Linked DNA regions of Mus musculus: region 2 is linked to region 1. The links are chromatin loops, found by intact Hi-C in ENCODE. Cell type or tissue: heart. All regions are shown on one strand. Each heading gives the region's core, and the rest is flanking DNA. Links, peaks and the distances in the headings are about the cores only.

Evidence for each region. Peaks named below come from ENCODE experiments on the same cell type or tissue, not always from the same donor. Only the 100,000 strongest peaks of a DNase experiment are listed, where the experiment ranks them.
Region 2: it touches region 1 in a loop (34-fold over the local background); 6 of 42 quality-filtered maps call a loop at or near these places.

Annotation. Positions count from the first base shown.
Region 1 is chr9:82,641,050-82,646,438 of GRCm38, reverse strand. No RefSeq gene overlaps it. Among named protein-coding and RNA genes, the nearest start is that of Gm35690, 100 kb to the right of the region's middle. In heart, for the core only: a CTCF peak has its summit at 2,346 (motif pointing right); no DNase peak of the experiment used is centred there.
Region 2 is chr9:82,245,034-82,250,422 of GRCm38, reverse strand. It overlaps Gm23748 (a small nucleolar RNA gene), which reads right to left and starts at 2,575; the gene lies at 2,445-2,575. Gm35548 (a long non-coding RNA gene) reads left to right here. Exons shown (of 3, transcript XR_379658.2): 3 at 286-492. In heart, for the core only: a CTCF peak has its summit at 2,553 (motif pointing left); no DNase peak of the experiment used is centred there.

The sequences.
Region 1 (5,389 bases), core at 171-5,170:
AAGACCCAGAAATGAACCCACACACCTATGGTCACTTGATCTTTGACAAGAGAGCTAAAACCATCCAGTGGAAGAAAGACAGCATTTTCAACAAATGGTGCTGGCACAACTGGTTGTTATCATGTAGAAGAATGCAAATTGATCCATTTCTATCTCCTTGTACTAAGGTCAAATCTAAGTGGATCAAGGAACTCCACATAAAACCAGAGACAGTGAAACTTATAGAGGAGAAAGTGGGGAAAAGCCTCAAAGTTATCGACACATGGGAAAAATTCCTGAATAGAAAAGCAATGGCTTGTGCTGTAAGACCGAGAATCGACAAATGGGACCTCATAAATTTGCAAAGCTTCTGTAAGGCAAAAGATACTGTCAATAAGACAAAAAGGCCACCAACAGATTGAGAAAGGATCTTTACCTATCCTAAATCAGATAGGGGACTAATAACCAATATATATAAAAATCTCAAGAAGGTGGACTCCAGAAAATCAAATAACCCCATTAAAAAATGGGGCTCAGAGCTAAACAAAGAATTCTCACCTGAGGAATACCAAATGGCTGAGAAGCACCTGCATAAGTGTTCAGCATCCTTAATCATCAGGGAAATGCAAATCAAAACAACCCGGAGATTCCACCTCACACCAGTCAGAATGTCCAAGATCAAAAATTCAGGTGACAGCAGATGCTGGCAAGGATGTGGAGAAAGAGGAACACTCCTCCATTGTTGGTGGGATTGCAAGCTTGTACAACCACTCTCGAAATCAGTCTGGCAGTTCCTCAGAAAATTGGACATAGTACTACCGGAGGATCCCACAATACCTCTCCTGGGCTTATATCCAGAATATGTTTCAACTGGTAAGAAGGACACATGCTCCACTATGTTTATAGCAGCCTAATTAATAATAGCCACCAGCTCTAGAGAACCCAGATGACTCTAAACAGAGGAATGGATACTCAAAATGTGGTACATTGCCGGGCGTGGTGGCACACGCCTTTAATCACAGCACTTGGGAGGCAGAGGCAGGCGGATTTCTGAGTTCAAGGCCAGCCTGGTCTACAAAGTGAGTGCCAGGACAGCCAGGGCTACACAGAGAAACCCTGTCTTGAAAAACAAACAAAACAAAACAAAACAAAACAAAACAAAACAAAACAAAAGTGGTACATTTACACAATGGAGTCCTACTCAGCTATTAAAAAGAATGAATTTATGAAATTCCTAGGCAAATGGATGGACCTGGAGGGCATCATCCTGAGTGAGGTAACCCAATCACAAAAGAACTTACATGGTATGTACTCACTGATAAGTGGATATTAGCCCAGAAACTTAGAATACCCAAGATGCAAGATACAATTTGCAAAACACATGAAACTCAATAAGAATGAAGAACAAAGTGTGGACACTTTGCCCCTTCTTAGATTTGGGAACAAAACACCCATGGAATGAGTTATTGAGACAAAGTTTGGAGCTGAAACCAAAGGCTGGACCATCTAGAGACTGCCATACCTGGGGAACCATCCCATAATCAGCCTCCAAATGCTGACACCATTGCATACACTAGGAAGACTTTGCTGAAAGGACCCAGATACTGCTGTCTCTTGTAAGGCTATGCCGGGGCCTAGCAAACACAGAAGTGGATGGATCACAGAACCCCCAATGGAGGAGCTAGAGAAAGTACCCAAGGAGCTGAAGGGGTCTGCAACCCTATAGGTGGAACAACAATATGAACTAATTAGTACCCCCCAGAGCTCATGTCTCTAGCTGCATATGTATCAGAAGATGGCCTAGTCAGCCATCATTGGCAAGAGAGGCTCCTTGGTCTTGCAAACTTTATATGCCTCAGTACAGGGTAACGCCAGGGCCAAGAAGTGGGAGTGGGTGGGTAGGAGAGTGGGTGGGGGTGGAGGGTATGGGGGACTTTTGGGATAGCATTGGAAATGTAAATGAAGAAAATTCTTAATTTAAAAAATGAGAAGGATTGCTGGCATTTTTTTTTGTATTTTCTACTTATTATTTAAACACAAACTCTTATTTATTTTAAGCAGATATCAGAACTCAGAAGGGACATGTGTAAGACTGGTGTGAAGCAAGTGAAGTTGAAATTGGGTTTACCCTCTGTTGTGCGCAGCTGGGTGAGAGCTGTTTAACAGGGGAGGAACATAGGCTTCAATACTAAGGCTGCTTCCTCCTGGTGATGTCTGTTCAGATGTAGTGGTGCATTTATTCTTGTCATTCATGGGTCATTCTTCACCATATTCATCCAGTGAGGCAACACTCCTGTATCTTTTTAGAGTTCAATTAGATTGACTTTGTATGCTGAATTTTACTTTAAAGTTGGCCACTAGAGGGCATTGCTTTATTTCAATAGAGGGGAATGAAATAAACCCAAATGTTGTCCTAATTTTAGGAAAGTATCTGTCTAGTATAAAGGAAAACGTAGCCATACACTATTCCAATTGTAATCTTAGTTCTTCTTAGTTGTTTCACCATTTTCCCTGTTTTTTTTCTTTTTTCTTCTCAGGCAGGGTCTCACTATATAGCCCAAGCTAGACTGGATCTTACTATGTATCTCAGGCTGGTCTCAAACTCATGACTTTCCTGCCTCAGCTTAACAAGTACTAGAGTTACAGATATGCACCCGTTCATGCTTTAGTCTGTTGCCTTCTTTTGACTTTATCACTCCTCTTCCTCAGGCCTTTCTTTCAAATATATGCCACTTTTACACCATATGATATGAATTTAACACAAAGGTATAAATGTTTAGTTTTCATTAGTGTTTTCCACAAAACAAAAACAACACCACAAAACCCATGAAGCTGAGATGGGGACATGGTGGGAGGGAGGGAGGGGAGGCTGAGGGTCTTAAAGGTGTGTAAGGAGAGGAAGAGATGAGTGTGCCCGGAATGCATGGTACACATGCACAAAAATCATAAAAGAATAAACTTGAATTAAGAAAAAAACAAACATAAATTGTTATCTTCTGTTACAATAAATGTGTACACATGCCCATGTATTTTCACACATATGCTGTACATATATCAATGCTTGGGAGGGAGATACTGAGGTTTATAAATGCAACACAGCTTGGATCTTACTAATATGAAGCAGCAGATGATGGTCATGCCAATGAATGAGTGGTGGGCTGATCTGGCCGCATTCTGGCTTATTTCACACCATACTTCTGTCTTAGAAACTTCAGTATTATAACTGGTAGTCAACTACCTTTGTTATTCAGCTAAGATTAAGATAGCCAAGAAACAAATGAGGCTAAGAGTATGAGCCTGAGAGTCTAAAGGCAGTCTCTCCATGTGGTTTCTTACATAAGGTCCCCCAATCCCTGTTAATGAAAGGAAAACACTCCTATACTTTGGTGAACTTCAGGGAAGAAAGAAAGAATGCTTATATATTAACGAACCCAGTCATATTATTGACTTTTTCAATGACAAAACAACAACAACAAAAAAGACCTAGGTGTGTTAGCACAGTCAGCTGCAATCATGGCGTTGAAAAGTGGGCTGGATAGGAAATACTGTAACAATAATCAAGACCCTGAAGTTACTCTCTGGGGATATATCTCCTGTGTTCTGCTCAGGCACATCTCTGGCTATAAGTGAGTTCATCCATGCACAATAAAGTACCTGGTGTGCATTCCTATCTATTATATCTGGCAATGTACTAACTAGGTCTCTGCCTGCTAATGGAAAGTCAATACATTCCAGATTTAAAAATGAGAGTGTGGAACACTGGATTGCAGAACCCAACTTTCTTTCTCTGGCCACTTTGAAATAACTCATATGAGCATTCCTAACTTGCTCAAATGTAGGATAGCATTATTTAATTCCTTTTTATTAAAAATAACTTTGTTTGTAGTACATGAAATTGTATGTCAAATTATATCTTTGTATCATAAACTGAGGGTATTATTCACTAACTAATAAGGTGAAAAGAAAATAAGTTGGCTTTACCGTTTATATTCTAAAATATTTTATTCATCAACTACTTTCAATCCTAGCAAAGAAGGTCACTTGTAAAGATGACCTTGCTGGTTTCGTCATATCAAAACAACTGTCATCTTTATTTAATGAAAACTTAAAATATTTCTCTTAGATTGCTATCAACCATCTATCTGTTACAAAGTTGAATTCTCCAATGTGATTCATTTGCCCGCTCCATTCATTCTGCATTGTGTTAGTAATAAGGTAGGTGTATTTAACACTGGGCATTGGCAGTGAATTCTTTTTTTTTTCCCCTGTCTACACAAACCTTAGTGTCTTTCATCATTATATACCACACACCCAGCCTGACTCTAGGAGATATTTTAGGTTAGTCTGACTGTTGGTCTAAGTGTCACCCATCATCTTTTGCTCTTTGTATGTGGTCAGTAATGACTTGGCTTCATTGCTACTTGAAATTTTCAGTTTGGTTTAGTACAACATTATTTAAAAATGCTTGAAGTTCTCTGCCAGATGTAGGGATGGTGAAAATCCTTTCCTAATCTGTAGACTGTCATTTTGTCCTACTGACGGTGTCCTTTGCCTTAGAGATGCTTTCAGTTTCAGGAGGTCCCCTTTGTCAATTGTTGCTCTTAGAACCTGAGCCATGGGTGCTCTGTTCAGGAAGTTATCTCCTGTACCAATGAGTTCAAAGCTATTCCCCACATTCAGTTCTTTTAGAGTTAGTGTATAGCAGTTTTACAATGAGGCGTTTGATCCACTTGGTCTTGAGCTTAGTGCAGGGTGATAGATACATAAATGCTAAATAAAAAAATGCTTGAAGCTTTAACAAGCATGTTTATGGGCCAGCAAGATGGCTTGTATTAGTGGTTCTCAATTTTCCTAAAACTGTGACCTTTTAATACAGTCCCTCATGCTGTGATGACCCTAACCATAAAATGATTTTTGTTGCTACTTCATAACTGTAACATTGTGACTGTTGCAAACTGTATTATAAATATCTGATATACAGGATATCTGATATGTAACCCCAAAGAGATTGTTGTGGCCCACAGGTTGAGAACTACCGTTTTAGAAGGTAAAGTAACTTGCCCTACATTCTGTGAGCTGAGTTCTTAGATTTTTTAAAAATTTAAATTACATTTATTTATGTGTGTGTGTGTGTGTGTGTGTGTGTGTGAGAGAGAGAGAGAGAGAGAGAGAGAGAGAGAGAGAGAGAGAGAGAGAGAGAGAGAGAGAGAGAGAGGAGATGCTCAAGAACAACTTACGAGAGTCAGTTCTTTCCTTCCTGCTTGTGGGTTCCCAGGGACAGGCCCTAGGTCATCAGGCTTGGTAACAATAATCTTTACCTGTAGGCTCATCATGTTAGCCTGGTTAAATCATTTCATAAGACCTATAAACTGAATATTTCAGTTGTGTCATACGTCAGATAGCAGGCCAT
Region 2 (5,389 bases), core at 187-5,186, 400 kb after region 1:
TCTTTTCTTTTCTTTTTAAGGCAATGATTTGGATGTGGGGTATATAAACCAATTCCTTGCTGTTTGGAATTACTTTTAGGATCACTTAATAAATATTTGACATGGATTCAAAATTATTTGTATTTTTGTTACTATACTAATGTTCTGTGTATGTCTATTAGACCACTCAGCACAATTATTCACATCAATATGATCATTTGCCATTATAATATATTATCTTCTGAAAGAAATGTCTTAGTGCTCCAATATATTTCTTCCATTAACTTATATAATTCTCATTTACAGGAAGTTTGGGTACAGGACTCCAAGGTCAATACTTGCTATTCTTTCAGAGGCCCTGCGATCATTTTCTAGAATCCAGCTCAGATGACTCACAAGTCCTGTACTTTCAGCTCTATGAATCCAGTCCTCTCTTTTGGCTTTTACAGACTCCAGTGCACATGTGGCACACAAGCACCAGCATTTGATTATTGTCTTTTCACAGTGAAATCATTATTATATTTTAAAATAATATCCTTAAATTTGACTTTTGGCACAGTGACATGTTGATTATATACAAATATCAATCAATGAACCATATTTTGCTGTTTTTCTTTGTACTAATAATTCTGATTTACACAAGAAATCTACACAAGTGTGAAGTCCTAACAAATTGGTAACAATCCAAGCCCTCTGAAGCAAAATCCCAAAGTTTTGCCATTTGCCTACTACTTCTCTGCTGTAAACAGTAGCCCATGGCAGAATTCACACAACAGCACAAGGCTTTGGGGATGGATGTTTAGAGATATTTATAGCAGCTCTCATGAGCCCAGAGCCTGAGCTGGCTTCAGCATACTTTTTTCTTCTTTCCTCCTTTTCAGCTTCCAGATTTTCTTCTCCTCCCACCCAGGGATGGAAGTTATACATCATGTGTACTTTACTTGCTGGTTTCCCTTGAATGTTTTAACAGAGATTGATTTGACAAACTACCCAGTCTATCTCTCTTCCTCCTAAATAACCTATGACCTGTAAGTTGCTTTAACTCTGACCCTTCTCACAACTTCCATGTTATTTCTATCTGATAGTTTAGCTTATAGTATTTTATGTTTTCAAGACATTTTTAGAATTTCTCAACATAATAATTTAGACAGTAGTAAGTTTCATTATGATATCTTAATCCATGTATTAACAATGATATGAGTTTTAATCACATCCCTCACTTTTTCTCTCATTTAAAAATTTTTATAAACATTGTATTGGTTCTTCATGAATTTCACAGCATCTACCCCAGTCCCACTCATCCTCCTGCTTCCCTAGTAATCACCTGACAGCCTTGCAACCTGCCCCACAACAGAGGTAAAAATCTGGTTGTGGAAGCTGTAGTGTGTCACAGTGTATACCACAGTACACGCCTTTGTCCACACGTCTTTGCTTGCAAATGTTCGTTGCAATGACTCGTTGATCTGGTATGAGGCCTCCAGCTTCTGCTGTATTATCAGTACTGGAACCTCACTGGGACTCCTCTTGAATATCCTGTTGTTGCCCTGTGTCATAGAAATCCTGAAGTTTTGGATCTGTAAGACCAGTCCCTTCATGCACTCCAGCAGTTCACTGATGGAGTGAATGTTGGAGAGGGACAATTCAAAGCCTTGCATCTGAGCCTGTCAGCTCATCAGCTTGTCAGCTCTCCCCCTCTCACACACACTCAGACAGGTTCATCATACCACTTCCATCAGACCCAGCTCTACTGTGCTGCCCAAGTAAGGTGCAGGGCCTGCTCTACCCAGTGCTGCAGCAGGTATGGGTATGTGCACATTGTCCAGCTCTGATGACCTTGGGGTCAGCTCTCCAGCCTTCTAAAGTCTTGTAGATGGCAAGGGGAAAAAGAGGGGGGATTTCTCTCTTGCCCATGTTGCTTCATGGCAGACAAGTGACAACCCCTCTCCCACACTCACACTCAAAAGGCTGACTTGCCTATGCTCCCATCACCAGGATCAGCTCTACTATGCCACGTGTTCCTCTTAGAGGTGCCCGGAGTCTCTGAACATCTGGGGTCATCTCAGGAGTAGTCTCAGGAGTACTATGATTTGTACCTTCTTTGTGGTGCTGAGCAGGGAACATCTCAGGCATGGTCTGTAACTCCAGGCCTGCATGGCAAATGACTGGGTCATCATCTCAGGCTAGTTCCCTCTCTGGGGCCCATGGTACCAGTTTGGTGGTCATCTCAGGCTTGTTCCTTGCTCAGCATGCCTTCCTAAGTGGCCCCACTTAAGACCCAACTGTCTTGGTCTTCTGTCCACGTCTATGGTCTCAGGCAAGATTCTACTAGTCTCTGGTTTGCTCGCTGCCCTGGGAGCCCATCTAGGAGTACCTGATTCTGGGCTGGTAGTTGTTGCTGGTTGGCTCCCTGTCCAGGCCACCTGGAACTGGACTGGTGATCATGCAGGCTCACTTTTTTTTCAGGTAATGTTAGGCTGCTAATAATTCAGATGTTCGTAAGTCAGATCACTTAGGGTAGACATAACCTCTCTCCTCTCTGCCACCTACTGACACACAAGTGACACAGCAGCCATATTTCACTGCCACTAGGGGCAGTGCTTATGGTTTTTGAACCTTTCCAATTTCATCAAATTAAAGTCACATTTAGTATTTAAAGTATATATTCAGTACTTGCTATTGAAATGTCATCATTATATACACAGCCGAAGTTTGTAAGCTGCTATGGATGCTGCAGCTATCCATCGTATAGATATCTAGGGACTGCTGGTGTGAATATGACATTCAGTAGCCAGTGTTCAAAGCATTCATCTAAACCTTAAATATCCACTCCTTTTGACTGTACTCTTTCCTAATATTTTTTCTTTTTAATAGATTGAGATATAATTTAAAGGTAATAAAAAATACTACTACTGAATAAAGTTTTGGTGATGGGAATAATCATTAAAAGCATGTTAGTATTTGGTCAGGTGCCACAGGTACACAAGTTTCTGTGGAGAATAATGTATTAAAAGCATGTGTGTGTGTGGGGGGGTTGATCTGGTAAACACTGTAGATTAGACAGATTATGATAGTCTGAGGAAATACCATCATCTTTGAAGAAAAATTCAAATAGTTTCAAAGATGAAATCTTGGTGCAATTCTATAAAAATTAACATGTGAAGCTATTTTGATAACTGATTATGTAGTTCCTTTTTAAAAAGATTTACTTATTTTATGTATATGAGTACACCATTGCTCTCTTCAGACATGCCAGAAAAGGGAATCAGATCCTATTACAGATGGTTGTGAGCCACCATGTGGTTGCTGGGAATTGAACTCAGGACCTCTGGAAGAACACTTAACCTCTGAGCCATCTCTCCAGCCTGCTTATATAGCTCTTAAGTGTGGCATATTCCCAAATATTCAGGAATTTTTTAAGCAACAGTGAAAGAGGGGATAGGGAATTAGGTTAAAAAATATTCATTCACTCCATGTATGTATCTGCATCTTTGAAAGCCCTGTTAAAGACTGTGGGCTGTGAATGTCTGGGAACAATAGATATAAAAAAAATATAACCTTATAAAGAGTATAGTAACAACACAAACACATACATACACAGACACACATGCATCCACACATGCATGCATGCACTCACACACAAACACACAGAAACTCAGTGCCTTACTGTTTTTTCCTCAAGCAGGCAAGCTATGCCTGTTAAGTATAATTCCTCTAAGAAGAATAGCAGAATTTTGGACACTTGAATGATTTCTCATTATAGCTAATATCATGACTATTTGATGTGACTACTACTCATTAAGAACTCAGATTTAATTTAAGTGGTTCTCAACCTGTGGGTCACCACCCCTTTGGTGTCAAATGACCTTTTGTATGGGGTTACATACCATATATCCTGTATATTAGATATTTACATTACAATTTATATCACTAGCAAAATTATAGTTGTGAAGTATCAATGAAAGACTTTTATGGCTGGGGGTCACCACAACATGAGGCCCTTTATTAAAGGGCCTCAGCATTAAGGAAGGCTGAGAACCACTGACTCAGAAGGACCACCATGCCTTTGCTTGCTTTAGAAAGCCATGTTTGCCAAAGCCAAGTCTTACCAGTTGATTAAGAAGATTTAAATCTGTCTTCAGTGGTTAATTTTTGTGACTAAAAAGATGTCATTTACTTATCATGTTAAAAATAAATTCTGATTGCTTTATTTCCATAGCAACAGAAAATCAGTCTTCCTAGGACGTAGGAATTCCTCTGGTCTCCATAGCTCCACTGCTTCCTTCTAAGCTCAAACAAGTAAGATACCAGTGATTTCCAGTTCCCTCCACTGATGTTCATTCTCCTTATAAGGATTTTGTATGAGCAAGAATAATTTTGCCTTGTATAATTCCCCTCCCTATGTCCTTGAGTTATCCATGAATTCATCTATTAGAACAGTGAATCTAAAAATGTATTTAGATTTCTGAGTAATAGAATTTGATTTCTAACAATCAAATGTGCGGAAAAACAAGACAAATTGGATAGGTATTGTGTTATCAAGCCAAGGGTTTTCAGGCTTCAAGAAGGAAGCAGATACAGACAGGAAAGATGGATCAGTGTGTAAAGGCTCTAGTCTGATGATCTGAGTTTGAATCATAGGAATCACATGGTCTTCCGACTTCCCTATGTGTGGACCCCTGAAAAGAAGCCTATTTTGGTTGAATGAGGCTTGCTCCAGTGACCCAGTAGGAAACTCTACAAGAGACAGAACAGCGAGCCACTTTCCCAGAGACAGGTACCTGACACCACAGAACCCCCAACTTCATTAATTCTGTGACTATAAGTCACACAGACAATGTCCCAAGCTTCTGGCATTCCAGCAAGACTCCACCCCCACAGTTACCTGACTATAGCCAGTTACCTCATAGCCCAGCCCACTATAAATGGGCTGCTTGGCCCCTCCTAGTTCTCTTTAAGCTCTCACATTTCTTACTCTCCTCTCTAGCCTTCTCTCTCTCTCTCTCTCTCTCTCTCTCTCTCTCTCTCTCTCTCTCTCCCTTTCCCCTTTCCATGTGGCCATGACCAGCCTCTCTCCCACTTTCTACCTTCTCTCTCTCTGCCTGTCTACAATAAGGCTCTAAAACCATAGACTGTCTGTGCTCATCAAGGCCCACCATGCTGAACAATAGGATAGGCTTTCCCCTAACAAGCCACATCTAACCTCCTGGTGGAAGGCCTTTCTGTGCTCCAGCCATGGACCAGACCAAGGACTCTCATCTGCGTAGGAACCACCCAATGCCCCCTCTTCCCCTTCCCTCTCCTCCCTTCAGCCCCAGGGATGACCAAGCCCCCCTTTGGGGGCCCCCATTTGTTCTCAGCTCTTCCACAGTATCCAGTGTGGGATCACCTAGACTGAGAACCTGTTATCTCT